2 separate regions of the Homo sapiens genome follow, and region 2 is linked to region 1. Evidence: chromatin loops called from intact Hi-C (ENCODE). Cell type or tissue: GM12878. All regions are shown on one strand. Links, peaks and the distances in the headings refer to the core of each region. The heading gives the core; the rest is flanking DNA. Region 1 holds the start of LOC124901544 (small nucleolar RNA U13). Region 2 has its middle 34 kb from the start of MIR548A1HG.

Region 1 (15,341 bases), core at 3,822-7,821:
TTGAAACCTGGAGGGGAGTGGATGTGAATTGCTTGTGCCCCTGTGAAGTTGTGGCCCAATGGGAGGGACAGGAGGAGCTGGGAGTGTGTTATCAAATGCCCTGAGCTTCCTGAGGCTCTACTATTGGGGGTTTCATGCTGTGAAGACCGGTGAATAGTAATATGACACAAAGGAAGAAATGCAAGGAAACCTTGGAGCCATTCACAGGCATCTCAGGTGTGGGGAAATTCATTAGAGGCTTTCAGGATTCTCCTGTTTACTGATTGAAGAGCTCATTTTGCAATGAATCAATGGTGAAAGGATTTCTTGTTTGATATTCTTTTTTTTTTTTAAATGAAGTGCTCACTGCATTTCATTCATTTTTTTAACTATCCATTGTTGGTTTTGCCCAAAGTGAGAAACGAAAGGGTTGGTTTTTAGTCTGTGCATGGTGCAGGTTTAGGCTTCTGCAATGGTGCCTGGGGGGCTGCTGAGTGGGGAAGGTCAAGGGGACTGGCTCTGGACACCCACTATTGGGTGCTGGCACTTGTCTACCTGAATCTCTTTTATACAGTGGTGGTTTGACTAAGATTTTTGTTTTTGAAAGCTCATTGCTTGAAAAATGTCTGAGAGCCATTGCTTTAGGGAATTGGTGTTATTGTACACAGAAAAATAAATCACTTTTTGAAGAATCATTTTGGATTGTTCACATCTCAAGGAGATGAAATATGTAACTTTTTTCCTCTATGTCACTGAGTCATAAGTCCTGCCTTTTTGGAATGCTTGGAATTTTTTAAAAAACAAAATGCATCTCTGCTATGTAAAGGTTTTTCTATTATAAAAATTACATATGTTTTTTATAACTTTGACTTCATAGCCTATAGGCATGTAACTCCTTAGTTTTAAGGAGTAAAAACTTACGTACTGTTTATAGTAAGAGACAATTATGTTTCACATGGTCTTGATTACCACAATTTTTAGTTCTACCTTCAAAAGAAGACTATTTCTAAGAAATATCTAATTATAGGTATTCCATTATGGATAATAATTGAGGTATTATTAGAGGAATCCAATATGTCTTTCAAGAGTATCCAATTAATTTCTAAGAGGTATCCCAATTATGTCTTTGTTTTTCAAGAGTACATTAAAACTTTGGCCTGTTTAATATTTCCTTCTAAAAAAATAATATAGAGTAAGACTGAGAAATACTTGGATTTCTCGAAGAGTACCTAGATCTCTTGCTAGGTCAGAACAACAGGATTGGCTATTCACACCAGCTTTCTCCACATGGCTAAGTGTATTTGACATTTGGGGTGTGGGATGGTTCTGGCCTGTGTCATTACCCTTTTTCTCCTACTCAGGAAGCATTTACTACCTACGTTTCTTCTTGTTGTTTTACTTGGGATTTCTCTTGAAAGAAAGATAATTCAGAATAGATTGCATAAGCAGTGAAGCAGCGTTGAGAATGTACAGGTGAGAAGACAACAGATGGGAAGTTGGTGGGACTGTGTGCCATGAGCCCGGGAGTACTGGAGACGCAAGCTGATGACAGTTGTTTAAGCATGAACTGGGAGGAAGGAAAAGGTAAAGTCATTCATTTTTACCCGTATGTTTATCATAAAGAGAGATTTTTTACAAAAACTCAAAATCCTGAATTTGACGTGCAGGTCTATTTGAATTTAATTTGCTCTTGGATGACAGCTCCTCAGTAGTTAATGGAATAACGCTGTGTCTTGAACTTTATCCGGCATTTGCTGAGAAAAAAACCATGTCTTCCACATGGAAACTAACCATTAGTTAGCTTCCTATTTAATTATTTTGAATCAGGTTTTCTGGTACTGAGTACTGGGAGTAGGTGAAAAACCTTGAATGCTTCAGGTTGCTCGAGTTAGTAATCGTTGACTTTCTGGTATGACATTAAGAAAGTGGATGTGGACAGATTGACAAGCAAATATCTCATTTATTTTTTTCCTTTTCTATCTAATCGAATTTGATTTTCCCCTACTTGTTTTAGTACTTTTGTACTTACATATTGAGACTTAAGCTATTGTTGGGAGTAGGTAGCAAATGATTACATGTAATTTCTTTTGTCTGAAAATTAAGAGGAAAAGAGCTTGGTTCTTGTAGGGGGAGGTGTATTTGCAATTATTTCTATGGCAGAATTTATTAGAATTGGCCACTCTTTAAAAATAGTAAGAACTATAGGATTTTGCTTTTGTTTAACCAGAACATGAAATTTCCAGATGTGATATAAAATATGAATATGTGGAGAAATTATTTTCACAATTATTTAGTCTCTTTTAAAGATAAAGATTCAGAATAAAAACAATCTAGTAGAAGAACTTTGGCTGTAGTTTTTATTTTTCAGTCTAAAGATGTCTTTTCCCATGGTCATGCTGTGTGGGGAGACAAATTTTGTTTCTGTGCAGCTTCAGGGACCTTAAGGATAGCTGTAGTCATGGACTTCAACTCTCTTTTCCTCTTTCTGTCCCCCTTCCTCCTTCTTTTCTCTGCTTCGTCTGTCCATGTGATATCCACACAAGGCAGCTCTGGTGTAATGGATCTGGCACTGGGCTTGGTGGCCTCAGAAGGCTGAGGATTGTCTTCTGCTCTGCCATGTACAAGCTCTGAGAACTTTGGCAGATTACCTAACTTATCAGTATCACAATTAATCTATAAAATGGGGAAAACAATTATTTCATCATCCCAAGCAGAAACTCTGTACCCGTTGAACATGCCAGGTGAGGAAGCATACCCTGACTCGGGAGGTGGAGTCGGGAGGGTCATGTCAGTCCAGGAGTTCGAGGCTGCAGTGAGCTATGATTGTGCCACCACACTCGAGCCTGGGCAACAGAGAGAGACCCTTTCTCTAGGAAAAAAAAACCCCACAAACAGTAACTCTTCATTTCCCCCTCCCACCAGCCCCTGGTAACCTCTATTCTTCTTTTTGTCTCTCAGAATTGACTACTCTAGGTACCTCATTTAAGTGGAATCATACAATATTTGATTTTCTGTCTGGTTTATTTCAGTTAGCATGATGTCTTCAAGGTTCATCCATGTTGTAGCATGTGTCAGAATTTTATTTCTTTTTATTCCACTGTATATATAGACCACATTTTGTTTGTTCTTCTGTCTTTTTAATTTTTTATTTTTTGAGACGTTTCATTCTGTCACCCAGGCTGGAGTGTGGTGACGCAATCTTGACTCACTGCAACCTCTGCCTCCTGGGTTCAAGTGATTCTCCCGCCTCAGCCTCCTGAGTAGCTGGGATTACAGATGTGCCACTGTGCCTGGCTAATTTTGTATTTTTGTATTTTTTGTAATTTTGTATTTTTAGTAGAGACGAGGTTTCACCATGTTGGCCAGGCTGGTCTTGAACTCCTGACCTCAAGCAATCCACCTGCCTCGGCCTCCCACAGTGCTGGGATTACAGGCATGAGCCACTGCGCCCAGCCTCATTCTTCTGCTGATGGACACTTGGGTTGCCTCCACTGTTTGGCTATTGTGAATAATGTTGCTATGAATATGGGTGTACAAATATCTCTTTGAGACCCTGCTTTCAGTTCTTTTGGGTATATACCCGATTGCTGGATCATATGTTACCTCTTTGTTTAACTTTTTGAATGACATTCTATTTTAAGTACTTTTTGAGTCTGTTGAATTGATTGTAGTGATGCAACTCCTAAATATGTTTGCTCATAGTGATATTTCCCGCCCCTGACCTTCATTAAGGTATAATTGACAAATTACATTTGCAGTATACAATGTGATGTTTTGCTCTATGTATATAAATGCTTAAATCAAGCTAATGAACATCATCACTTCACATTTTTCTTTGTGTGTGTGTGGTGAGATCATTTAAAATCTACTCTTGGCCATTTTCAAGTATACAGTGTATTATTACTAACTCTAGTCACCAAGCTGCGTGAGAGCTCCCCAGAACTTATTCATCTCATCTAAATGAAACTTTGTAAGCTTGACCAACATCTCCCCATTCCCACCCCACCATAGTGGTCTTTTAATTTCCATAGCTCATATGATGTGAATCAGGACAGTGAGGTCAGCTTACATTTCAGGACTTCAGGGATACCTTGCCGAGGTAGGTGAACCACTCTCTAGCCCGTCGTTCCCAGAAATGCATTAGCTGTAAGTTTTGGGATAACTGAGGGTGAGAATTTGATCAGCTGGCCTCCAGACGTGTTGGCTAAACAATAGCTTTATCAATCCATATAATATTTTCTGCTTTGGACCTTTCTATAGGGATTGAGGAGACTGAAGAATGCTGAAGACAGGCTGATGGGCTCAGCTGGTAGGCTCCACTATCTCGCCATGACTGCTGAAAATCCCACTCCTGGAGACCTGGCTCCGGCCCCCCTCATCACTTGCAAACTCTGCCTGTGTGAGCAGTCTCTGGACAAGATGACCACACTCCAGGAATGCCAGTGCATCTTTTGCACAGCTGTGAGTTTTCCTTGATGCTTTCACTATGAGAAAATACAAAGGGAAAAATCATAAAAGTAGGATATATTTCTGTGGTTTACTGAGAAACCAGAGTGTGCTACAATATGATCCTGCTTTGGAAAGCATTTCATATTTGAACCTATTTCCAAATAGTATCTTAAATGGTAAATCCTGGGTTTACTTGTTTTAGCTGAGTATAATTTATGTTTGAAATTTAATTATTGGTTGAATAAATAGTCTTTCTGTTAAGGTTCAAACTATGGAACAGAATAGAAAAATTTTAACATGCTGGCCAGGTGCGTTGCCTCACACCTGTAATCCCAGCACTTTGGGAGGCCGAGGCGGGCGGATCACAAGGTCAGAAGATCGAGACCATCCTAGCTAACATGGTAAAACCCCGTCTCTACTAAAAATACAAAAGAAATTAGCTGGGCTTGGTGGCGGGCGCCTGTAGTCCCAGCTACTCGGGAGGCGGAGGCAGGAGAATGGCGTGAACCTGGGAGGCAGAGCTTGCAGTGAGCCGAGATCAGGCCACTGCACTCCAGCCTGGGCGACAGAGCGAGACTCTGTCTCAAAAAAAAAAAAAAAAATTTAACATGCTGTAGTTAACTACCACCTATAAGAAACTCACCAGGTATTTTAAATGATGGAGAAGTCAGGTAGTAATTTACTTTATGTACTGAATTTTCATTCATATACTTGTTCATCTTCTACAATGTACATGATATAAATTGTACTTTGTCATAGCTCCTTTTATGCTGTTTTCACAGTATGCTGAATCCTTCTTATTCCACTTAATGAGAGCCCTATAGACCTGCAGAAGTGGGCTTATCTCTTTTAGTGTGACACCTGGTATCAACACCTGTGACCTTTACTGCCACTTTTCCTTGAAGGTTGGTCGGTTAAGGTATAAAGGTAGGAAATAGATTGAGTTCCTGTAGGCTTCAGTGATGACACAGAATAGCATTGTTCATTTAATCAACAAATATCTGTTGAGCAGGAACTATGTCCCAGGAATGGTTCTAGGCACGAGGATTTATCAGTTAAGGAAACAAAACCCAGCGAAGTTTCTTGCTTTTAGGAGCTTATATTCTATATAAGAACGTTGTGTAGGAGTTCAGGGCTTAGAGGATGTTGCTGTTTTAGGTAGGGGGATCAGAAGTAGGCCTTGCTGAGGAGTGATGTTTGTGCTGCCTCTCCTTCCTCTTGTTGTTAGTGTGTGTTGCTTTATAGGAAGTGAGGAAATGGCCTTGTCATCTCAGAGCAACTTCAGTTTCCTTTGGTCTTGCTTTGTTTCTGAAGGCTGTCCTTCAAAACAATTATTTCTCTGACTTTCTCACCCTTGCTGCAGACCCTTGCTAATCCTTGAAACAAATGAGTCAGAAGCAACATGTGGTGAAAATCAGTATGCAAATATTTCACTGAGGGTTACTGCTGTTTAAAAGAATTCAATTTTTGCTATGACATTTAACAGTGCAGAATTTAAGCGTGTGCGTCAACATTGGGGAAATAATACATGGTGAAGGTTGTATTTCATCTTCTCAGGGAGCTAACACTGTCCTGTTATTGTTTCAGTAGATTTTAGTTCCTGATTCAAAACAGCATGGCTGCTTCTCATTTCTCTTTCAGCAATTTGAGGGTAGGAGTTAGTACAGTTAGCTTTTTCAGTCATCTAGATTCACACTTCCTCATTGTTAGGGAGTGCTCAAAAGCAGAGAGTCAAATGGCTGAATGTTTTTTGGTATCCCTCAATTTTGGATCCTTTTGCACCTAGAAACATTAACTTTCCCTGGCATCCTGTTACCTGTTACCTGTGAGCTGCCAAAATAGTAAGCGGTGTATGATTACATTAGTGTCTGTAAAATTGTAATTTGAATCAGATTCACCTGAAATACTCCTCTAACTTTCTTTTGGTTAGAGATTTATTTCTTGTTTTTAAAAAAATGACTTAAAATGTGTCTAATACTTCCCAGACTTTAATTTGCATCTGTATTCAGTATCAAATGTTTTGTATTTTCGAGGCTGAAAAGAAATTTGTAACTTTTTCATATGCCACATACTACTGACTTCTACTTTTAAACAGAATTGGATGACATCTCCCAATTGCTTGTGCCTACCATATATTTAAAATGGTTTTACTGAGAACCACCCCCCTGCCCCAGGGAGTATCCACATGTAATGATCTTCCTGCTAGATTTGATGTTATGCCGGTATATACTGGTATATGTAATGTATATATTTTTTCTTTTCATGTTAGATGGATAATGTGCTTATGGTGTAACCAGGTTTGAGGGAGGCATATCTCATGTGACTGGGAGAAGCCAATCATCATGCTTATGAACTACAAGAGGATCTATACTGGTATATTTTCTTGGATTTAATAAAGCTTTAACAATATTCTGTCATTGTCCTGTCTTCTGTAAGAGGCATCCCTGGCCATTTTGCTGTGAGCCTAGCTTTTTTTGTTGTTGTTTCCAAGATCACCACACTCCAATTCCAACTCTACCCCAACTCAGCTGTGTAATTGGGCACATGATTAATCTCTTTGGGCCTCTGATTTCTCCTGTGTAAAATGAAGGTGCTAGGATCCTTCACAGTGCTTCAAATAGGGGGTGCAGTATACTCTGGGTATGCAGAAGGGACAGATGTGGAGTATCTGACTTGACCATTGAATGTTAATCAGTTATTTCCTTATCTTTAGAGAGACCTGGCCTTTAAATAGATGCCCCAAGTGTGTTCCACGGACCACCAGCTCTGGGAAACAGAGATATCCTTGAATGAAATGTTCCATGGTCAAATTAGCTTGGGAACTGCAATGTTCTTCTGTTCCTTTCTTAGAGGGATGTAAGGCACATTTGCATATTAGAGGCTCTGTGAAATCTTGTGGTTAAAGGGAAAGCAGGGGAATCTTGTTTAGCTTCTTCTGATGAAGCATTTCCCTTTGACCGTGCCACCCTTTTGAGTGGAACATCTATTGCCCACAACCAGTGCTCTGAGGAACACTGCTTTAAATTATTTCATGTAGGTAATTCTTGATTTAAATAACATCCAGGGAAAGGAATGTGGTAGATGTTGTCTCAAATAAGCCATCAATATTATCTAGGTTCTTGTTAAAGGATGTTCTAGCTGTGAAGATGGTTTCTGCTAGACTGTTTGCTCAGTTTTAATATGCAGAATAAAGTGTAATATAAAGCAAGAGAAGCTGCATATACAGGAAAAATTGGGCATAGTTCTTACTGGCATGACTGACGTCATAGAACATGAGGTGTATTACAGATCCAAAGAGGTTGATGTCTTGGGGTTACAGAGAAAAAGATGTAGCATAATTACTTGTTCTATTTTGAAGGTTAAATATCTCAGGGATGTTTGTCTGTTTATGACATGCAAAGAGTATCTGTCTCTCCCTTCCTCTCTTTTGCCTGTATATTTAAATAACCCAAATATGAAAATTCTAACTTTCCTTTTCTGGGTTTGCAATGCGTTCTTTCAGATAATGCCACATAATGTTAATTCAAGCGAAATAAATTCACAAGTCAGTTATCAAAGTAATGGAAATTTGTGAGTTTGCTCCCTTGTGTACAATATTTGCTTCTGATTTATTTTAGAAGTGATTTCTGTCAGCCGTGAATTAAGGAATAGTGAAAACACAGTTGTTGCTTGTTTTTATAACTTAGATAATTTCACCTGAAAAGAGTCGGTATGTTGGGCATGGCCTATTTACCTTTCAGATTAAATACAGGATGTGCTAAGCAAAAAGAAAATAAAGTCCAGCCATATTCTTGCCTTTTTTCCATTACGTTCTATTGGCTCTAGGTAGTTAGAACTCCTTTTACTATTCATTTCTTGGAGCCAAATGGATTTTCCAATGTTTAAAAAGTGAGAGGAAATATAAAACATTTTAGACCAAGCCGTTCTTTCCCTTGGGGCCTGTCGGGTGACCTTTAAGAAAAGCCCACAGTTGGTTTGGGAGACCGTCTTAGTCCATTTTGTGTTGCTATAACAGAATACAGAGGCTAGGTAATTTATAAAGAAAAGAGGTTTATTTAGCTCACAGTTTTGCAGGTGGAAAGTTAGAGAAGCACGGTGCTGACATCTACTTGGCTTCTGGTGAAGGTCTCATGCTAGGTCAAAACACAGCAGAGAAGGTCAAAGGGAAAGTGGACATGTGAAAAGAGACAAAACCCAAGGGGCATCCTGGCTTTCTAAAAACTCACTCTGGCAGGAACTATTAAGAATTCATTCCCGCAAGAACTAATTCATTCTCGCCACAGCAAGAACTCAGCCACTACCTAGAGAGTGGCACCAAGCCATTCCCCAACTAGGTCCCACCTCCCAACACTACTACACTGGGGAAGAAATTTCAATGTGAATTTTGGTGGGGATAAACAAACCATATCCAAACCATAGCAGAGACATTTACAGTTTGGGAGGATTTGCAATGTGTATGTGCACACACAGTTTGGTAACTTTCAAATGAAGCATGAATCTGTGGTGGATCTTTCCTGGGTTCTAACTGTTACCTGCATTAGGAGAAAGTAATGCCACTTTCCTATTTCTACCTCTGTTTCTCCCTTGCAGTATAGCATAGTGTGTTAGAATGCAGATATGGAGATAAGAAGACTCAGGCTCAAGTTCAGGCTTTGTCATTTGATGGTGTATGATTTGGGGCAAGTTGTTTGCCTTCTCTAGACTTTAGTTTCTTTGCCTGTAAGACGGAGGGAGGGAGGGGTTGACAATACCTACCTTTATTTCCTAAGATCCATCAGTGTGCTGAGCTGTTACGTTCTTCAAAAAGATTTCAGAGAAAGGAAAGCCTATAATGATTTGACTGGCTTCCTCACTAGCCTTTTATAAAAAGGTGGTTATATAGGTAATTACAACCTCACTGCTATTCTGAGATACTCAGAGATTAGCAGTTAGGATAGAGAGAAATGTCTCTTTTGGATTTGTTCAAAGTGTGGCTTTGAAATATTTAAACTAAATATCTAGAATTAGGACTTAACAGGGAAAAAAAAGTGCCAATACAACTTTGACAGTAAATAGATGAGCACATTTATGGTGGATATAAAAGATTCAGATGAAAGGGTGTTTCAAAGTACCACATATTTAAGAACTTGCTTACTTCCAAGAACATAATAATATAATTACTTGTTGGCTTGATATGTTAGTCTAGTATCATTTTAAGTTCCTTTTATTGAGAATTCTCTGGAACCACAAGAAATAATGAGGGATCTTACTCAAGGCCAATGCCACAGAATGATTCTCTGTCCCCTCTTCTGGTCATGAGACCTGCCAACCTTTCCCAAAGCTTTCAAATTCTCCAGCTCCAGATTCCCACGTCTTCTACTACTATTAAATGGGCCGAACTAAGTTCTGCCAGTTCAAAGCACTGTATTATTCTGTTGGTTTCTGGTACCTAAATATGCTTGCTTGCAAGGTTAGTTTTTTTCTTTATTATTATTATTATTATTATTATTGTTATTATTATTTTTGAGATGGAGTCTTGCTCTGTTGCCCAGGCTGGAGTGCAGTGGCACAATCTCGGCTCACTGTAACTTCCGCCTCCCGGGTTCAAGTGGTTCTCCTGCCTCAGCCTCCGGAGTAGCTGGGATTACAGGCATGTGCCACCAGGCCTGACTAATTTTTTTTGTATTTTTAGTTGAGTTGGGGTTTCACTATGTAGGTCAGGCTGGTCTTGAACTCCTGACCTCGTGATCCACCTGCCTCGGCCTCCCAAAGTGCTGGGATTATAGGCGTGAGCCACCGTGCCCAGCCGCAAGGTTAGTTTTATGCTTTCCCTTAACTTTGCTTGGGGTGGTTAGCAGTAAATCAGTGAATTTGTCTTTGTTTGTGAAATAACTTCAATATACTCACTGCTTATATCCATTAAGAGATTTAATGACAATACTATGGTGACTTTTGTATTTATTGGTCAAGTCACAGGTTTACAATGCCGATTTTATTGGCACTATATTTTTCCACTGACAACGGAGCCACTGCAGGGTCAGATGGCATCTGTGGAAAAAGAGCAAACAGTAACAGCATGAGAAATGGATTAGAGATGACTCAAGGAGGAGCTGGCTTCCTGGACCTATGATCTCATCCATGCCTAATGCTTACCACTTACTTATTCAAGGAAAGTAGTAAAATGTGGCAAGAGAGGAAAGAACAGCAGAAGAAAACCATACTATTAAGGCCCTAATGTCTTTGTCATAGCATCATAGTCCTAGAATTGTAAGTGACCTTAGATCTTCTAGTTCCCCCACCCTCCTAATGAAAGAAGTCATTTTCTGGGATGCCAGTATGGTTTGGCATTTAAGAGAATGGGTCTCAAGTTTGGTAGCTTAGGCTTTATTTATTCAACAAATATTTGCTGTGTCTTGCATAGTTCTGATGGTTTGAATATAGTGGTGAACGATCAGATTAAGCCCTGGTTTTCAAATAACTCAACTTTTCGTATGAGACATAGATGCTAACAAGTAAATACAGAAGTCAGGTGATGGTTTGTGCTATGGAAAAATAGGGTGAGGGGGGTCAGGAGTGCTGTGGGGAAGAGGGACTTCTACTTTATTAGATGATCAGGGAAGTCTCAGTGATAAGGTGTTATTTGAGCAGAGACCTGAAGGAAATGGGGAACAAGCCATACAGATATCTGGGAGAAGAGGGTTGTAGGCAGAGGGAAGCAGTATGGAGGTCTTAAGTTGGGAGTGTGCTTGGTGTATCCTGTTACAGCAAAGGAGGCTGGTGTGGCTGGAAAAGTGTGTGTGTGTGTGTGTGTGTGTGTGTGTGTGTGTGTGTGTGTAGGGGGAGTAGTAGGAGATGAAGGCTAAGTCCCATGATCTTCTCTCTGCAAGCTGGAGACCCAGGAGAACCAGTGGTGTATTTCCAGTCCAAGTCTGAAGGCTTGAGAACTAAGAGAGCCAGTGGTATAAGTCCCAGTCCGAGGGCAGGAGAAAACTGATGTCCCAGCTCAGGCAGTCAGGCAGGGAGACGAATTCTTTCCTCCTTTTGTTCTTTTTAGGCCCTTAATGGATTGGATGATGCCTGCTCGCAATGGGGAGGGTAAACTGCTTTACTCAGTTTACCGATGCAAGTGCTGATTGTATTAGTCTGTTTTCACACTGCTATAAAGAATACCTGAGATCTATAAAGGAAGGAGGTTTAATTGACTCACAGTTCTGCATGGATGGGGAGGCCTCAGGAAACTTACAATCATGGTGGAAGGGGAAGCAGCCACGTCTTACATAGTAGCAGGCGAGAAAGAGAGCACCACACTTATCAAACAACCAGATCTCGTGAGAATTCACTATCATGGGAACAGCATGGGGGATACTGCCCCTATAATCTAGTCACCTCCCACCAGGTCCCTCCCTCAACATCTGGGGGTTATAATTCAAGATGAGATTTGGGTGGGGACACAGAGCCAAGCTATATCACTGATCTTATCCAGAAACACACACACACATGCCCAGAAATGAGGCATATAGGAGGCATCCTGTGGCCAAGATGACACACAAAATTAACCTTTATGCATAGAGAATAAACTACAGGGGCCAGGGTGAAAGCAAGAAGACTACTTAGAAGGCAAACGTAATAATCCAGGCCAGAGATGATAGTGGCCTGGACCAGCAGATGGTAGGGGTTAATGTCTTTGGGCAGTCTATTGGGTCATTTTCTTTCATGTAATATAGGGATAATAAGAAATCATCTCACAAGATTATATAGAAGATTACAGTAGATAATCTAGATAAATTACTTAGTACACTGCCAGAATACAGCTAGCATATATAGCTCTACTCTTTTTAGTGTGGTTATCTAGCTTTTGACTGATAATTTCCAGGATTGGGACATACCATAGTACTGACTATTCAATTATTGGAAATTTCTAAATTGAAACCATCTTTGCTCTACATTCATTTGAAACTGGTTTCTATGTAAATTCTAACTATTAGCGTTACTTCCACTCTCTAAAATAAAATTGGTTAGAATCTAATTTTACTATTCCTGGTTGAAATCTAATTCTACTCACTAGCTGCATATTATTTGAATGAAGGTTATCTTTTTTTTAGAGGGCGGACGTCAGATTACTCATGAAAAATTCTCCTATAGTGCTCAGTCCAATGTAGGAAATAGTGAGCTATCTAGTAGTGAGATAAGTAGGCCTGCTATTAGTTCCAATTCTGTCAATAACTCTATGACTCGAATCAAGTTATTTCTCTAGAATTTCCTCATTTGTAAAAATGGTGGCTTGGTTTGGAATTTTTCTTTTTCTTTCTTTCTTTTTCTTTTTTTTTTTTTTTTTCCAGACAGAATCTCATTTTGTTGCCCAGGCTGGAGTACAGTGGTGCGATCTCAGCTCACTGTGACCTTTGCCTCCTGGGTTCAAGTGATTCTCCTGCCTTAGCCTCCTGAGTAGCTGGGATTATAGGTGCCTGTCACCATGCCCGGCTAATTTTTGTACTTTTAATAGAGATGGGGTTTCACCATGTTGGTCAGCCTGGTCTGGAACTCCTGACCTCAAGTGTTCCTCCCGCCTTGGCCTCCCAAAGTGCTGGGATTACAGATGTGAGCCACTGTACCCAGCTTGAGATTTTTCTAAAACCATGATTTCTTTTTCTTCATCATTTTCTCTTCTTTAAGCTGAGAATCCTCAATTACTTTAACCAGCCAAATTGTTTTCCTATGGGAGGTTTCAGTTTGGTAAGGAAGATATATCATTCATCTTACTAGTTACTATTTTAATATGCATTTATCTTCTACATTTAGGTCCTGTAATCAAATTAGCATGATCTTATTCTATTTTGGATGGAAACATGACTGTAGTGGAAACTGTGGCATTCACTCGGATCCCTCTTCAGGGCAATGTTTCTATCCTCCATTTCCCAGGGACTGGCTTATGGAACAATGACTGATTGCTACAGGGATATAAAGGTCTTTCCCTTTCAGCTTAATGAGGTGCCGCTGCGAAGGGCCCTTCCTACCTTGAGAGTACCCTGTTGGAATGTAGGGCCAGATCAGACCCTGGCTGCAGCTGCATGGCGGGTCAGGATCTCCCTCTGCCCACTTCTATTCTCCTTACTTCCTTATAGGCATGACTTTGGTGAGAGTATACCCCATACTCTTCTAAATGGAATTCTCCATCCCTGAATCAATTTCTAGGGAACACAGTTAAAGACACAAATCCGTGAATTATTATTTTTCTTCTGGTAATGCCTCCACCTATATAGTCCAGAAAAGTGTTTTTTTTTTTTTTTTTTCTCTGCAAAATGAGCATCTCATGACCTTTACAGGGTCTGCCTTTCATCCCATTGCCTCTAAGTTAACTAATAAAGTGTGATATATTCCTTAAGTGTGTTATATTCCTGCTTTATTAGTATATTTACACAATTCTATAGAAACTGGAAAATTTGGCTAGGTGTGGTGTCTCATGCACTTTGGGAGGCCGAGGCGGGTGGATCACTTGGGGCCAGGAATTTGAGACCAGCCTAGCCACCATGGTGAGACCCTGTCTTTACTGAAAATACAAAAATTTGCCAGGCACAGTGGCGCACACCTGTAATCCCAGCTATTTGGGAGGCTGAGGCATGAGAACTGCTTGAACCCGGGAAGTGGAGGTTGCAGTGAGCTGAGATCTTGCCACTGCACTCCAGCCCGGGCACCTGAGTGAGACTGTCTCAAAAAAAAAAAAAAAAAAAAAAAAAAAACCCTGGAAAACTCTTCTTTTTCTGGGTAGATCTCTTTGAACATACTTTAACATATCTTACCTTCTTGCCATAGGTATATTAAGAAATAGTAACTTATGCCCTCCCCCACCCTCTTGGGTTGACAGAATTCTTTTGGGACAAACTTCACTTGCATAACCTTTTTTTTTTTTTTTTTTTACTTTTTGAGATGGAGTTTTGCTCTTGTCCCCCAGGCTGGAGTGCAATGGCACGATCTTGACTCATTGCAACCTCCGCCTCCTGGGTTCACGCAGTTCTCCTGCCTCAGCCTCCTGAGTAGCTGGGATTACAGGCAGGTGCCATCATGCTGGCTAATTTTTGTATTTTTAGTAGAGATGGGATTTCACCTTGTTGGCCAAGCTGGTCTCGATGTCCTGACCTCAAGTGACCTGCCCGCCTTGTCTTCCCAAACTGTTAGGATTACAGGCGTGAGCCACTGCGCCCCGGCCTACATAACATTTTTTACTTCGATCATAGGCGTAACAAGTACTTTAGGCTTGGTATTCGGGTAAGGGGTGATGTTATAATGTGGAACAGAATTTTATTTCTTTTTACAAAGGAAGTTGTGAAAAGATAGTTTGGTGATCTGTGCTTGTATGTTGTGTAGACTTTTCCCCCCTTAAGCATGCCTTTGCCAAAGTTTAATTCTTCAAACCACATATCAGAATGTAATAGGCTGGCCAAACATGCAAATCATGACCAGAGAGCAGGCAAAAGTTGGTTTCTGATGAGAGAACTTTTCCATTGTTGCCACTAAGTCACCAAAGTTTATGTATTTCTTCTTTTGAAGTTGCACCCTTATTCCAATATTCTCTAAGTCTATTCCCACCTTTGTCCAGACTCTACTGATCCATTTGGTACTAGTGTGTGCCAGGCATGGTGTTAATTGTGGAGCAAGTGGCAGTCATCAGACACAACCAGCCCTGCTGTTATGTGGGCAGTAGACCCTCTGATAAAGGAAGTACAATATGTTATAAAGCATACAGAAACCCACCTAAAATAGACTCAGGGAGGTAGGAGGTTTCCTAAGGGCTGAGACTGAAAGATAATAGGGATTGCTTGATGGCATTGTTGATGGGGCTGTGGGTGAGAACAGTGCTCCAGGGAAAAGAGGCCAGCCACATGTGAGAACACAGAATCAGGGAAGAGTGACCTGCTGAGGAACCAAACCGGAAGATG
Region 2 (15,341 bases), core at 4,589-8,588, 86 kb after region 1:
CTCTCTTGCCCAGGCTGGAGTGCAGTGGCATGATCTCAGCTCATTTCGACCTCTGCCTCCCAGGTGCAAGCTATTCTCCTGCCTCAGACTCCCAAGTAGCTGGGATTGCAGGTGCCTGCCACCATGCCTAGCTAATTTTTGTATTTTTTGTAGAGACAGGGTTTTGCCATGTTGGCCAGCTGGTCTCAAACTCCTGACCTCAGGTGATCCGCCCGCCTTGGCCTCCTAAATTGCTAGGATTACAGGAATGAGCCACTGCGCCTGGCCTTATTTTCTATCTTGTAATATAATTTGATCCTTTACACTTACATAGTCAACTGATTCTAAAAGGAAATATTTTCATTGTATGAACATTTAACTATACTCATTATAGAGTCAAGCACTCATTATAGAGTCAAGCTGTGTGATATGATTATGTTTCCTTAACTAGATTGTTATTTCTGACTCTCACTAATTGTTCAAAATGCTGTATTTTGGACCATGTCTTTGTTAAGAAGTTTTTTGTTTATCCTGGATTTTCTGATTGCCTTTTCCAATTGAGAAAAGAAACATTTATCTTTAGTATTAGATCATTATAATTTTTAAAATTCCTGATTATTCTATATTTGCTTGAAATTTATTTTTTGTTTCAGAATCCATTAAAGTGCTTTTTTTTTTTTTTTTCTTTTTGAGACATGGTCTCTCTCTGTCACCCAGGCTGGAGTGTAGTGGCATGATCTCAGCTCACTGCAATCTCAGCCTCCAGAGTAGCTGGGATTACAGGAGTGCACCACCACGCTCAGCTAATTTTTGTACTTTTAGTAGAGTCAAGGTTTCACCATGTTGGCCGGGCTGGTCTCAAACTCCTGGCCTAAAGTGATCTGTCCGCCTTGTCCTCCCAAAGTGCTGAGATTACAGGAGTGAGCTACCATGCCTGCCCAAGGTGCTGTTCTTATTGGTTAATTCCTTTTATATTGATACCCAAAATTTTTGTATAACTTTTTGCTTTTCTCTGAGTGTTGCGTATCTTTTTTTTTTTTTTTTTTTTTGCACTTGCGATTTTATAATGTATTCAGGCACTTCCCCTTCTCAAATTCTATCTAGTCAATGGTATTTTCCCTTTCCCCAGTGGCTTCCCGCCCAGAGCCCTCCTTCTTCCTGCCTCCATCTGTACCTCTATGGTCAGTTCCATAGCTGTCATGCTGAGACCTCCCTTCCCTGCTCCTGGTTCTGGTTGACTGTCCCCTGGATCCTGTCTTTCTTTCTTTCTTTTTTCTTGGTTTGTCCCCTTCCTTACTTTGCTGGAGTAAATCCTTAACTGAAATGTGTGTGGGAGGCAAGTGTTCTGAGTCCTTGCTTGTGTGAAAAATTTTTTTTTTTGTCTTCTTTCACATTTCATTAATTATTCAGTTAAGTATTGAATTTTAGACTGTATACTAAGAATTCTAAAGACATGAATTCTGTATCTTTCAATATCTAGTTTGTTTGCAGGGGATTTTCCTCTGTTCTTAACTTTCAAAGTAATGTTTATAGCTGTGAGCCCTTTTCCTTTATCCTGCTTATTAGCTGGTAAATCTTTTCAATTTGAAAACACAGTTTCTTTTTTTTTTTTTTTTTTGAAAACACAGTTTCTTAATAAGCCCTGGAAACCTCCTTTTATTATTTCTTTGCCTCCATTTTCTCTTTTTAAAAGCCCTATTAAATATTGAATTTTCCGAGTTGATCTTATGTGTCTCGCCATTTCGCTCCCATTTTCCATTTCTTTGTCATTTTGTTCTCCTTTATGACAGACTTCATCTATTGTTACCTTTTAGCCCTTCTATTTTATTGTGTATCTTAGTGATCCTGTTTTTAATCTCCAGGAGTTCTTTTTAATTTTCATATTCTCCTTTTCCATAGCATCCTGTTATAGATGCAATCTCTAATTTCTCTAAAGATATGAACAAGAATTTTACTTTTCAAAAAGGTTCTCCACAGTTCTTTTCTTTTGTATTTCAGGCTTCATTGAAATGTTTGATGTCTCTTGGTTGTCTGGTTATATTTAGAATGAGTGAATTGAATGGTCAGGAGCTCTGTGTAGACAGTTGGGTTCTATTGACTGAGAGACTTCTCTTTGAGCTGAGTGGACAGGGAATTTATGCCTTACACAGTAGCCCTCTGAGTGTCACAGTTAGGAGGGATTTTCTCTAATGCGCCAATACCCATGCTAATTGCCCTAGTTTCCTCCAGATATTTTATCGATTTTCTTTTGAAAAGACTATTTATTTATTTATTTATTTATTTATTTTTGGCCTAGGAATAAATGCCTTGTTTCAGCTTCTGTTGGAAGAAGAGAAGGAGGCAGATAGGAAGCTGTGGTTGGCTGTTCCTTGCATAGACCTTCAACAAATTCCCCTGTTTTCAGATCTGGTTCTCACTCTTTATCTCTGTTGTGTATGCTTGGAGTAGGAAGCCAAGTAAGTTAATTCCCTTCATTGCAGCAGCACCTTCCCCTCCTCGTTTGTATATAAAGCGGCTGCTTTCTTAGCTCTGCTTTATCCATTGGTCAATGTTTCTCCATCTGTGTTCTGTATTCCAACAATTTATTAAACTCTTTAATCCACTGATGGCATGATGTCATTATTCTGTATTTTTGGAGGTTTATACTTTTAAAAATTACTACTATAGTTATAATGAGGTATCAGAAAGAAAATAGAAACTTACATTTCTTCAGACCTACCATTCAGAAATGGAATTCTGTTTTATATAATTAAACATGCATGCTCTGTTGTTTGATGCAGGTATGTTCAGGACTGTCATACCTACATTTTACATTCTACCTTGTGCAAAAAGAAAATTACTTTCTTTTCTTTTCTTTTCTTTTTTTTTTTTTTTGAGATGGAGTTTTGCTCTTGTTGCCCAGGCTGGAGTGCAATGGCACAATCTCAGCTCACTGCAACCTCTGCCTCCTGGGTTCAAGTGATTATCCTGCCTCAGCCTCCTGAGTAGCTGGGATTAAAGGCATGCACCACTATGCCTGGCTAATTTTTTGTATTTTTAGTAGAGATTGGGTTCTAATTTTTTGTATTTTTAGTGGAGACGGGGTTTCACCATCTTGGCCAGGCTGATCTCGAACTCCTGACCTCAGGTGATCCACCTGCCTCAGCCTCCCAAAGTGCTGGGATTACAGGCGTGAGCCACCGTACCTGGCCAAGAAAATTACTTTCTTTGTCCCTTTTAATGCTTTTTGTCTTGAATTTAACTTTGATATTAATATTACAGCTTTCATTCTCTTTTTAACTGCTGTAATTTTTTAATCTTTAGCATTTATTTTATTTAATATTGTGAGCAGATAGTACAGAGTTCTCATAAGTCCTTTCTCCTTCATACGTGGTTTTCTCTATTATTAATCTTTAGAGTTTTCATGCTAAGATAAATATAACATCTGGTCAAGGCAGAGAATATGATTTCTCATAGATTACCAGGAACACTTCAGTAATAGTAGTCACAGGAAAGAATAAACCTAAACAAATCTAGAGAAAGAGTTCAATACTAATAATAGAAAAGACTTAATAGGTCCCTTAGCTCAGAGATACTTTAATTATAGAGGGTCCTGGAATCTCTATCACTGGAAAAATTTAAAGGATAAATATCAATATGGCTTTGGAAAGAAAAAATACATTACTTCTACAATTAACTTGTTTTATCTTGGACAAAATGTTTGTGAAGCTCCTACTGTGTACTAAAAACTTTGGTGGGTGTATGGAGTACAAAGACAAATGAAACATGAGCTATGCTTTGATGTCTAAATAAAGAGATAGACATGCAACCAAATAATTTAATACAGTGTTCTAAGCATAATAGTCTATTCTAAGTGAAGTCCTGGAACAGAAGAGGGAGTGAGCAGTTTTCCTTGAGTGGGCCCCAAAAAGATTCCAAATAATTGTGGCTTGAATTTTCTATCTTGACTACAAAGATTCATTCTGTGGTATTTATACCTGGAAAAACAGCATTTTACTTTTCTAAAACAATGGCCTTTTTGCATCTGGAATTTCACAGATGGTTCTCAGGTGTATAAGTCAGAATTCAACCAGAAAATAAAAGCCACACAGTCATTAGAATAAGGGAAGTTTAATATGAAGAATAACTATCCATGTGGGATTAGAATGATAAGAGATTGGCTAGTAAAAAGTAAAGAGAACTCTAAAGAATTTAGGAACTGCAGATACAAGGAGAAGCCATGATGTATAGGACTGAGACAGAGCACCCAAGGAAAAGGATTTCCTCTCTCTCAGGGCTAAGATACATACCTCATTGGAATGGGCATAGCTGTGGCTCACCAGATAGTGGAGGAGTCCCTGAAATACCTTGATGAACTTGTAGGAAATCTTTCCTCTGAGGTGCTGAGAAAGCCATTGACAGGGACATGCTGTGCTTTGCAATTCATTGCAATGTTACCTGAGGGTTTGTTGGGGAAGGTATTGGCCATTGAGTGCTTCTGGCTGCTGGAGCCAGAGGCCAGGTGCTAGAGGAGCTCTTCACTATAGGAACTGTTTATTTTAGGTGTCGGTGGCAAAGCCATGATGGCAGAAGCCTAGTGCTGAAGAAATTGGGTACTGTAGCAGCCTAAGAAGAGGAGTGTATAAGAACCACCAAGAGAACAATACCATTTCTCCTCCAATATCTCTCCTCCCTCCACCAACAAAGCTTAACATGTGCCAGCTGGTGAAAAGAAATTGTAAAAGACCCATATGCATTTTACAGAGCAGGATATGAAAGATAGATTTTGAGCCTCGAGGCAAGTAAATTGATAACTGACACAACAGGATAAATTTTTGTGACTTTCTCTAAAATGAATCATCTCTTTGAAAGTTCACATCGTATTTCAGTGTTCATCTTACTGATGTCTTACTGATGGTTTACTGGTTTTCTTACTTGCAATATCTGTTTAGGAAACTTTTGACACTTTCATTTTGACATTTCTCTTGAGGTCTAAAATTTAGAAGCATGTCTGGCTTCAAGGTGTTTTTTCTCTGCCTTGATAGAACAATAGCATTTTGTGGTTTTCTATCTAGAGAATTCTAAATTTGTGGTTCCTTGGTTAACTAATCCAACCTTTCACTGAATCTTTCTATGGTAACTCTGCTCATCATTTTCTTTCTCTGGTCCCTCCTTTCTCACTATATGCTATTGCCTTAGTCTTCTTGATAGTCCAAGAAGCCCAGGGTTTTTTGTAGCTGAGAGTTGGAATTGGTTTTATAACCCCTTAGGATTGAAGATCATCGTCTCAAAGTATTGCACAGAATGTAACACTTTCCAAATGTGGTGTCTAGCATGATACTGATATGAGACATCCTTACCCCCTGTAATCAAGATATTGTATATTTCCTGGCAAGTAAATTTCAAGCCTTTTGGCTCTACAGATTCTCTGTTTCTTGGTTTAGAGGAAATTTAGCAGGTGATGTGTTATAGTATGGAGTCACTTATATGTTAAAAGCTACATTGTGACATGGGAGATTTCAGTGATGAAAAACCGGAAGTGGGAAATCTGCAGTTGGCAACTTGATTAAGGAGAACTTTCTAGAAATGTAGGGGCAAGACACTGATGTGTTAGAAGAGGGAAGATGGTAGCCCTTAAAAAGAAACAGTGTGACATACATGCTGAAGGAACCATAGTAACTAAGAAGCAACTCAACGATGATTAATGACTAATATTGAAAAAACATTCCGGAAGCAGTGATCCAAAAAAGGCTGGGAGAACTATAGAACTGTGCCCAAACCTCCTTTTTGGAATTCTTTTCAATGCTTGTGGAGATTTTGGAGAACGGAGATTGTATAAGACTTTTTTGCTGTGATACATAATCTGAAGAATTCATGCTTGTCACATAATCTTATTTTTCCCATAGCAGTGGTAATAATATATTTGAACGTCTACTATGGGCTAAGTACCATTTAAAACATTATTTACCACCACTTATCAGATGCAAGTTATAATCATTCTTTATGGGAAAACTGAGTCTTACAAAGTTTAGACAACTTGATGTGGGCCAAGTTTTGGACCTGGTATAAGTTCTGTGAAGGCAGATATTATAGCTGTTTTGTTCAGTTGGTACCCCTGGGGGCTTGAAGAGGGTCTATCACATAATAGGTGCTCCGTAAACATTTGTTGACTGGATTAATGATTCCCATATCTGAATGTTTTTTACTCCCTCTTTTTCAGTATTTCATATTGAGATTATTTAAGAGTTTGGGCCATGGCTCTCCTAGTTCTCTATAATGGATATTCCAATGGGTTCTGAGAGTAGGAAGATATTAGATGAAGGTAGTAATGTTGAACTGGTGAGCTGGAGGTCCTTGCAGGTGGGAATAGGCTAAGGCTGGCATAATTGTATAGAACTCACAGCAGACCTAGAAAGGTAAGTCATCATTTAGTAAATGGCTTTGTCCTTCCATTTGATAGATTTCACACAGGAATCTTTAACCTAGGAAGTATCGTACCCAAGGGGGTTCATGGGAGGTTCCCAGGAAGCCCACTGATTACTGAAATTGCATGTAAAGTTGTATGGTGATGTATTTTTCTGGGAGGAGGGTACACCATTTCTAGGGGGCTGTGACACTAAAAAGATTAACAGTATTCAATGAGAACACTTATCATTTACCTTCTGCTCGACCATAAAGTGTATTGTTTTGTAATATTGTAGTATTTTTTGTAATTTTGTAATATTGTAGTATTTTTGTGTAATATTGGACTTGACACATTCTTTTTGTTGATTTTTATTAAAAGGAGAAATTTCATTTTGTCCTACACATAGTGAATTTTAAATTATTTTTAGGTATAGTTGACATTTCCGAGCTTAGGCCTGGGGCACTTCTCTTACTGAAAAACCTATGTCACTCAGAAGCCCAGAGAAAATATTAATTAATTTCCAATTTACTTGGAGGCAGGATGAAAATAATAGGTTGGTCTCTCCTTCTGACCACCCAAGATGCCAGCCACCCTGAATGCTTTTTCTTGTCCCTTCATGTTTTGGATCCAAACTAGCTAAATCAGGATCTTTTAGAGGTTTTCTCTAAATAAGCTAGCAAGCATTTACCTGTTTGAAACAAAACCCACAGACCTGCTTGCCTAATTTTGGCAACCAAAACCCTGTGGCTGTGAGCAAGTTTGCCTCCGTTTTGATCCATGATGTGTATGACAATATATTTTTTGGCTGTTCTAAAGCAGACTGCCAATTAGATCCAAATGTGTCAGACAGACTCAGAGAGGGTACTAGTGGCCAAGTTTCCATTAGTGGTTACTACTGATTGATGCCTGCAGCTTTCTGTTCATGTACAAATAGAAACCTATTCTCATCTTTGATCTTGGGGTTGGGAGTTGAGGTAATGAGGAGAAAGTCCCGGAACACAATTAAATCTCTTTGTATCTCTCAACTTGTAACTTTTGTTTTCCATTTAACACAGGAAAGACTCTGAATATTAGGAAGTTGTGATTCTCTTGTTCAGACTAGGGCATGCTTTTCATTTGCTCAGATACAGAAGGATATAGGGAGAAGGAAATAAACCATGTTTATGGAAACACAGCTCTGTGCCTGTAACGGTGTTAGATGCTTTCCCACGTGACCTCATCCAATTCCCTAACAACTCTAGAAAACGAGGATTCATATTCCACATACTCTTAAGGAAACTGCGTTTCAGAGGAGAGGGAGAAAAATACATTCTTCTGTGTTGCGCACATTGTAAGTGGCAAAACAAGTTGAAACAGGCAACTGTTGGCCTCAATGGCCTGTGGTATTTCCACTCCACGGTATAACAATGTAAGTGATTATGGTGTTAATCCTCCTGGTACTGCAAAAGAGCTTTATGAAAACCTTGAATGCACAATGGGAATGGGAACTATTCTGAACAGTTTATTTAGTCTAGAAGCTTACCTGTGAGTCATCATAGACCAATACAAAAAAAATCAGAAACCTAATTTCTAGATTTTAGCCTTTGCATTAATACTTAGAAATAAGCTGGTCTGTCTATCTATCTATCTATCTATCTATCTATCTATCTTAGTCTCTGCCTATAGTTTCTGAAACCAGAATCTTGTTCTGAGAAGTAAACTGTGCAAGGGGAAAGGATGAAGGAGAAAAAAAGCCAAGCGAACCTCTTTTCTTTGTAATGAGTCATATTGCCTGCACTTGGATTTTCACTGACACCAGCTAGGACAGTTTCTGCCCCTCCTCTCTCAAGGAAGACCTTAATGATGGTTCACAGGGCCTGAATCTTATCTGTGGTACCAATTAATTCTGGAAACTAAAAGTGTACTCATTTGAATTTATGTTTAAAATTTTTTTCTTTCTCCCTCCTATACTTATTTTCTAGGGAAGTAATTTGACATTTGGGTCTGCATTACACCAAAGTGAGTGAAAGATACTTTGCTACAGTTTTTCAGGGAAGGGAGGTTTATTTAGCTGTGGTAAATAGCCTAGAACAGAGGTTGGCAAACTTTTTCTGTAAAGTGCTGTATCGTAGGTACTTAAGGCTTTGTAGGCCATACGGTCTTTGTGGTTACAACCCAACTGTGCTGTTGTAGTGTGAAAGCAGCCAGTCAACACATAAATGAGTCAGTACGGTTGTGTTTCAATAAAACTTTATTTATGCAAACAAGAGAGGGGCCACATTTGGCCCCTGAGCTGCGGTTTGCCAAACTTTGGCCTAGAACATATCTCAGGTTTTTCTCTGTGTTTGACACCTACTGCCAAGCACATAGTAAGTGCTCAATAAATAATAAATGTTTTTAAATAACTGCACATGTAAAGGAACAATAGAACTCTTTCCAGACTTTATAACTAGCAACTATGTTATACATTAAGGAATGAGTTGGTAGGAGTAGAGTCAATCTACAGATAGAAGAATAAAGCATGAGAGGTTAGGGCCTCAAGAAGCTGCAGGCAAATTTTCATGTAGAATTCAAGCTCCCTGACTCTAATCAGTGGTGCATTTACTGAGCTCCTTTGGTGCATGCAAGTTTATATTATTTTACCATTTATTTTAAGGAAATCTATGTCTTTCAAAGAGAATAATATTAATTTCTGTTGCATCAGATAAGCTCCTCTGGGTTGCAAGAGATAGAAAACCCAGTTCAAACAAGCTTAAACAATACAGGGAAGTTGTTGGCTGATGAAACAGAAAAGTCTTGATATAGAGTAGGCTCCAGGCAAGCTTGACTCAGGCACCCAAAGTCACCAAGAATCCAGTTCCTTTCTGCCTCCTTGTTCTGCCTATCACTTGGTCATCTTCATTGTCAGATTCCACCCTATGGGGTGCTCCTTAAGGTTTTCTTGCTTGGGATGGTGGAATAGGGAAAATGAACTAAATCCTCCTCAAACTTTTGCTGACCTTGGCCAATTGAAGAAACAGAGCACAGATAAAAAATGGACTAACGTGTCCTGGCTGGTGAGTGGGAAGCCGAATGAAACTGGGCAAGTCAACTGAATATTTGGCAGTCCTGAAGACTGGGAACAGACCAGGGAGTAGATGCATTCTAGGGAGAGGAACATCTTTGGAGGTATGCAAGAGTCCAGCAAGTTTGCTTAGTCCAAAGTTGTTTAGAATCACTGGAGTATAAAGAGTAGGGGGGATGTAAGGATGGATGGACAGGTAGGAGAGGACCAAATCCTGAAGTGACTTGAAGAAATCAGCTTTTATCTCCAAGATAACTAGGGCATTGCTAAAGTTTGAGCAAGGTAGTGACGAGATGAAACTTACGTGTGAGAAAAATTATGTTGATAGTTTTGTGGAAGGAGGTTGAGGGAGAAGTAGGGAGAAAAGCAATGAACCTGATATAATTAACTGGATGTAGCATATGATGGTGGGTATGAACAAGAGAAGAAGAGTAAGAGAGCCATTTAGATAGAATGAACCTGCTGGATATGGGGGAGAGTGAATCAACCAGAATGATGCTGGTCTTCTATTTCAGGAGCTGTGTGCATGGTAAGGCCACAGATCATGACAAATAAATAACATTTCCCTGCATTTCCTTTTGAGGGCACGGACATGGGAATCTGGGGTGTCTTGTTTATTTTTCCAGATATGCTGAATGGGAAGAACCCGAATAAAGGTGACAGTCTCCAGACAGTATTCTAGTTGCTCAAGTCATGGTAGAGTCTATGCAAGGTCTGTAACCAGTTTATACCCATGGTCCATGGGTATACTGATGGTCTGAAGGATAAGTGAAGAGCCCAGGCCAGATAGAATTCAGACGTAGCCCCAGAGGCCCTGGCTACTCAGTCTTTTCAAATACTACTGGGTGGAAACCACTGTGAGGGAAACTTTTCTGTCTAACCTTTTTTGGCTTCTGTTGCTAATGGAACATATTCTAGGCATCAAAGCCATTGTCAGTTCTGAAGGAGAAAAATGCCTCTCTTCGGCTTTTGTAAATATCCTGGCTGGGGGATTCACCATATGCAAATGCCTTAGGCATCCTGGCGGTGAGGGCACAGAACACTGTGTCCATCTGTGACTCAGCCAGGCCCCACAAAGAGCAATCACCAAACCCGCAGAGGGAGAAGGAGAATTGGAAGGAGCCTCGGCATTGTTCTGGCCATGGGAACGTATGTTGGGAATATTGTTCCAGCCACTGCAAAAGGGCTCCCAGCATTGCTTCCCAGGAAACATCATGCGTTACACTGGTGACAGTAGCAGCCGCACAGGTTGAATGACCACTGGGGGAGCGGTGGATAGATGCTCACATAGCAGTGTGGGCAGTTATGGCTTTGCAGGACACCATCCCCCTCCACAGGGGCTCAGCTCAGCACGCCTCTAAAGGCCTGAACGGAAAGAATTGTGGGTGGGAGCCAAAGGAACACATTATTTAAGAGAGATTGGTTCTTTAGTTAGAAAATGCTTAGAGATATGGCAGAAAGGATTCTAAATTGAAATGCAGTGACATTCTCATTAGATCCAGGAAGTCTTTGAAACTTTCAGACTGAGTTAGTTGCTTTTCAGGTAAAACCAGTCCCCAAGCCATAGCTGAATTGGTAGTGCAGCATTAGGCAAATAGGCAGATGTGGCATACAAAGAAATACGAAAGACAGCTATGAATGTTGGAGAAGAAAGCTTTTTTCTACTCTCTACCTTCCTTACTTCTCTGGATCCTTCTTTCTTGTCTATTAACAATGCTGTCTCTTGGCCGGGTGCGGTGGCTCACCCCTGTAATCCCAGCACTTTAGGAGGCCGAGGCGGGTGGATCACCTGAAGTCAGGAGTTTGAGACGAGCCTGGCCAACATGGTGAAACTCTGTCTCTACTAAAAATTAAAAAAATAAATAAAAATCAGCCAGGTGTGGTGGCAGGCCCCTGTGACCCCAGCTACTTGCAAGGCTGAGGCAGGAGAATCACTTGAACCCAGGAGGCAGAGGTTGCAGTAAGCCGAAATCGAGTCATTGCACTCCAGCCTGGGCAACAAGAGTGAAACTCCATCTCAAAACAACAACAACAACAACAACAACAACAACAACCTCTCTCCTGATATTATGGCAAAAAAAGAGTTCCCTGAGACTTGGTTTTAGATACAAATGAACAAATGAAGTAGTAGGGATTCTGTTCAATCTAGTTCAGCATCCTCTGTTGAATGTTCACTATGGGTGGGGCATTGTGCTATGGATGAAGGTCAGGGGAGGTGGTAAAACAAGACACAGTCCATATTCCCAAGGTGCTCACGGTCTATGGTGGAAGACGGGCATCTTTTAAAGTAAATGTTACACAAATCAAACTGTAGTAAGTGCTCTAAGAAAGGTATAAACAAGATAGAAAGACAAGTGAAGGTATTCTGACTAGAGACATAGGAGAGATGCAGGAAAGAACTGAACTGGGTAGAAAGATGGAGTAAGAGGGAGTGCAAGAGCAAGATGGCAACAGTGAGAGATAGACAAGGCACTAGAATGTTCTGAGAGTAAACGTCCCCACATAAACACTGCTGGGTTGGGTGGCATGGCAGAGAGCCCCCCATGAATAACTTGCTTCTCTCAGGGTATTGGAATTGGGACAGTTGCTCTTCCATGTTTAGAAAAGTTTAACACCTGACTGAGAGTCTGAGACAGGCTAAAGAAGGGCTGCTCCTCTTTGGGGATGGGGGGGTTCCCCAAGAACAGACTAAACACAAAGGCTCCTCTGACCTTTCACAGTTAAATGACTGTGCCAGGACAGGAGAAAAGTAAGAGTTTTTCCTGGTCTGTCTTTCCTTAGTTAATATTTATCAAGAGTCTTTCCCGGGTGCTGTGGAAACCCCCTGATCACAAGGAATGTGAAGTAAGATGGAGGAGATACAGAAGTTGGTTTTATCGCTTTAAATATGACACTGATGTTTTTCAGAGACCCTGGAGATCCTGAAACCATTCATCTATCAAAGCCTTTCTCTTAGGCCTCTATTCTGTGCAAGCCATGAAAGAACAGGCCTTCATGAAGTCTTGCTTTATATATTTTTTGAGACATGCATTTCTGAAAACTGGACTAAATTATATGCTTGCCTGATTTTGATTCAGCGACTGCCTCTAGAGATGATTGGGTTGGAGTATTATGAGGAATTTTCACAGTCAACAAAGCCCAGCCTAAGAAAAGTGGAGAAATGCAGGTGCCAACCCACAAGTCCTACAGAAGACGAGGGGTGGGGTGTGGAATGTGGACAGGGCAGAAAGTCACATTTCTTGAAGAACTTTATTCACCAGGCACTGTGCTAGGTACTTTAGAGGCAATCCTTAGTCTCCACTGTGTCCTGAATGAAATAGGTGGCGTCCCTATACAACAATGAAGAAACTGAGACCTGAGTGGTTAAGTAACTTGCCTAAGGCTCATCTACTCAGCAACGATGCAGCCATTATTTGCAGGCCAGAATCCAAGACTTACTACCTGCTCAGCTGCCCTGGGGAGAGAGATGCTCTATCAGAAAACAAACAATGCTATTCTTTCATTGTGCTAATACCAGGAAAGGAGGAAGTGCAAACAGTACTACCCCTCCAACAATCTTGCTGCTGCTAGGGCAAGACTTCTCAAACTTTTTTGTCCACCACTGTAGTAAGAAATACATTTTAAAGGAAGACCCAGTGCAGTTGTATATAAATCTTCACATTTTAATATGTGGAATTAAATGAAGCAAGTCTTATGTTAAGTAAGTGGGTAGTGCTCTGACTTCTATTGAAGTAATTTGATCTATTAGTTCATAAAAAAATAAAATGCTGATCCTGATTCTGCAGGTTGGGGGTCGTCTGCACAGTAAAAGCATTCTTTGGGTGTAACAGATTGGAGATTTGTTTGCACTTTTGGACAAAGGAATTTTCACAGCGTCTTTCCTCTTTTGCATTCATTTCTCTGGCTAAGGACCCAAGGTTAACATTTTATGACTTATTTTTCCCATAAAGGCTGTTTGGTTCTATGATCTCCAAGAGCCTTTCACTCTACTTGTGTGTAGGGTTACATCCCATAATATATGCTACATCTTCACGTTCCTGAGAACGAAGGGCGCTAGTGTAGCCCTAATCTGTGGACGACATTCGCACAGACACAGCTCTGAGGGTGTGTGCATATCAGGCAGGTTAACGCTTGAGGAGGGCTCCCTGGTCCTACCCCTACTGTGGGGCATAGACTATTTTTAGATGCAAAAGGTTGGAAAAGCAGTTGCTCATTCCTGTTAAAGTATTACATCAATTTTCTTTTTAAAGGAACAGCTAAACTATATTCTCTAATGTGTACACAATCATAGAGGAATTTCGAATGTGAGAAAGTTGATCATGTCTGCTTTTTAAAAAATTTTCCATTATCTAGGTTAGGTTATATAGATTTCCCCCTTAAGACTTCTGCTTTTTAAATCAGCAATTTTAAACTTCATCCACTGAATTTTTTGCTAGAGTTGGTGGTCCCTGGTGCCATCCCACATAGTGTTGAAGAGGGTTGGGGAGAGAGGTGGTGTTTGATGAGCTGGGCTTTATGGTCTATAAAGGGGACCCCATCTGAATATCATGCTTCCCAGATTTGTGGGAAGGAACCTGCAGGCACAATCTTTTTGAAGCAACTTTGTGTGCTATGACGTGCCGGGCAGATAGAAGCAATGATCACTATTAGATGTGGCGCTAAGAGAAACGCTCTTTATCCTGATGGTAAAAGATGGCAGGCATTTCCACGGCGCAAATGAGGATTGTAACAAGTTGCTGCTCTATACCTGCTCACAAAACCTGTTACTCTATACTTGACCAATAAATCAAACATTTACTGATTCCTTATTATATACTAAGCATTGTGCCAGGTTTTTGTGGAGGCTGAAAAAATACGAGATATGCTCTCTGCACTTTAGGTGCTTATAATTGAGCTTCAGGGAGAATATAAATGAAAAAAAAAGGGGGAAAGTCCATCATTACAGGATGGCATGTAATTTAGTGCTAAATGGTGTGCTGCAGACCATGAGAGAAAAACTGAATGGTCAGAAGAGTCCGAGGAACTCAGACCTGCCTCATGGTCTGTGAAGGAACATCTGTGTTGGAAACCAGAGAGAGGAATGAGGAAGCACCAGAGGTCTGTTTATCTGAAAAAACTCTACTGAGTAACCTGTAACCCTTGGGTTTTATCTGAACTTCTTTGTGGTGTGGATTAAACTCAGGGCTCAAGACAACCCATGCACTATAGCACCGACTGAAGGTCTTGGTAAATAACTTAATTGAAGGACCATGACTTCTGCATCTTGGTGTCTTAGTCTGCACAGCCTGCATAACAAAATGGCTGAAACAATAGTAATTTTATTTTTCCCAGTTCTGAAGGCTAAGGAAGTCCAAGATCAAGGTTTTGGCAAGGAGGGTTTCATTCTGAAGACGCTTCTCTTCGCTTGTAGGCAGCTGCCTTCTTGCTGTGTGCTCACATGACCTCTTCTTTGAGAGAACTCTGGTCTCTTTCCTTCCTATAAGGGCACTGATCCCATCATGGGGATTCTACCCTCATGACCACATTTAAACCTCCCAAAAAACCCCACTTCAAAATATCAATACGTTGGGGACATCAACATATGAATTTTGGAGGGACACAAACATTCAGTCCATAACACTTGGTATGCTCAAGTTGTATGATGGAAAGGAGAAAGGGAGAAGCTTACCAGAGGGTCCACTTCCTCAGTGAACTTTGCTACAGAGAAAGTGCATCCTAGCTACTCTATCCTTATCATTTGATGTGCTCAGTTCTTTCAAGGGCACACTGATTTCAGCATCTTCATCACAGTTGAAATCAAGGCTCTGAATGTTAAATTGGAAGGCTGCTGTGCACCAATTTTTGTGTTTAGTATTAAGGCCTCTTGAATGCATGCTTTTGAGAAATGTATACTGCTCTGTGCAAATCATACAATTTATCCATCAGCTTCCATCA

Evidence for each region. A loop is a pair of places that touch in the nucleus more often than their neighbours do. Peaks named below come from ENCODE experiments on the same cell type or tissue, not always from the same donor. Only the 100,000 strongest peaks of a DNase experiment are listed, where the experiment ranks them.
Region 2: it touches region 1 in a loop (2.3-fold over the local background); 3 of 110 quality-filtered maps call a loop at or near these places.

What each region holds. Positions count from the first base shown.
Region 1 is chr6:18,395,260-18,410,600 of GRCh38, forward strand. RNF144B (ring finger protein 144B) reads left to right here. Exons shown (of 8, transcript NM_182757.4): 2 at 4,240-4,440. The coding sequence starts at 4,276. It overlaps LOC124901544 (small nucleolar RNA U13), which reads right to left and starts at 6,793; the gene lies at 6,692-6,793. RefSeq lists enhancers at 5,511-5,610, 5,721-5,770. In GM12878, for the core only: no CTCF peak of the experiment used is centred there; a DNase peak (open chromatin) is centred at 5,882; H3K4me3 peaks cover 448 bases; H3K27ac peaks cover 981 bases.
Region 2 is chr6:18,480,945-18,496,285 of GRCh38, forward strand. No RefSeq gene overlaps it. Among named protein-coding and RNA genes, the nearest start is that of MIR548A1HG, 34 kb to the right of the region's middle. In GM12878, for the core only: no CTCF peak of the experiment used is centred there; no DNase peak of the experiment used is centred there.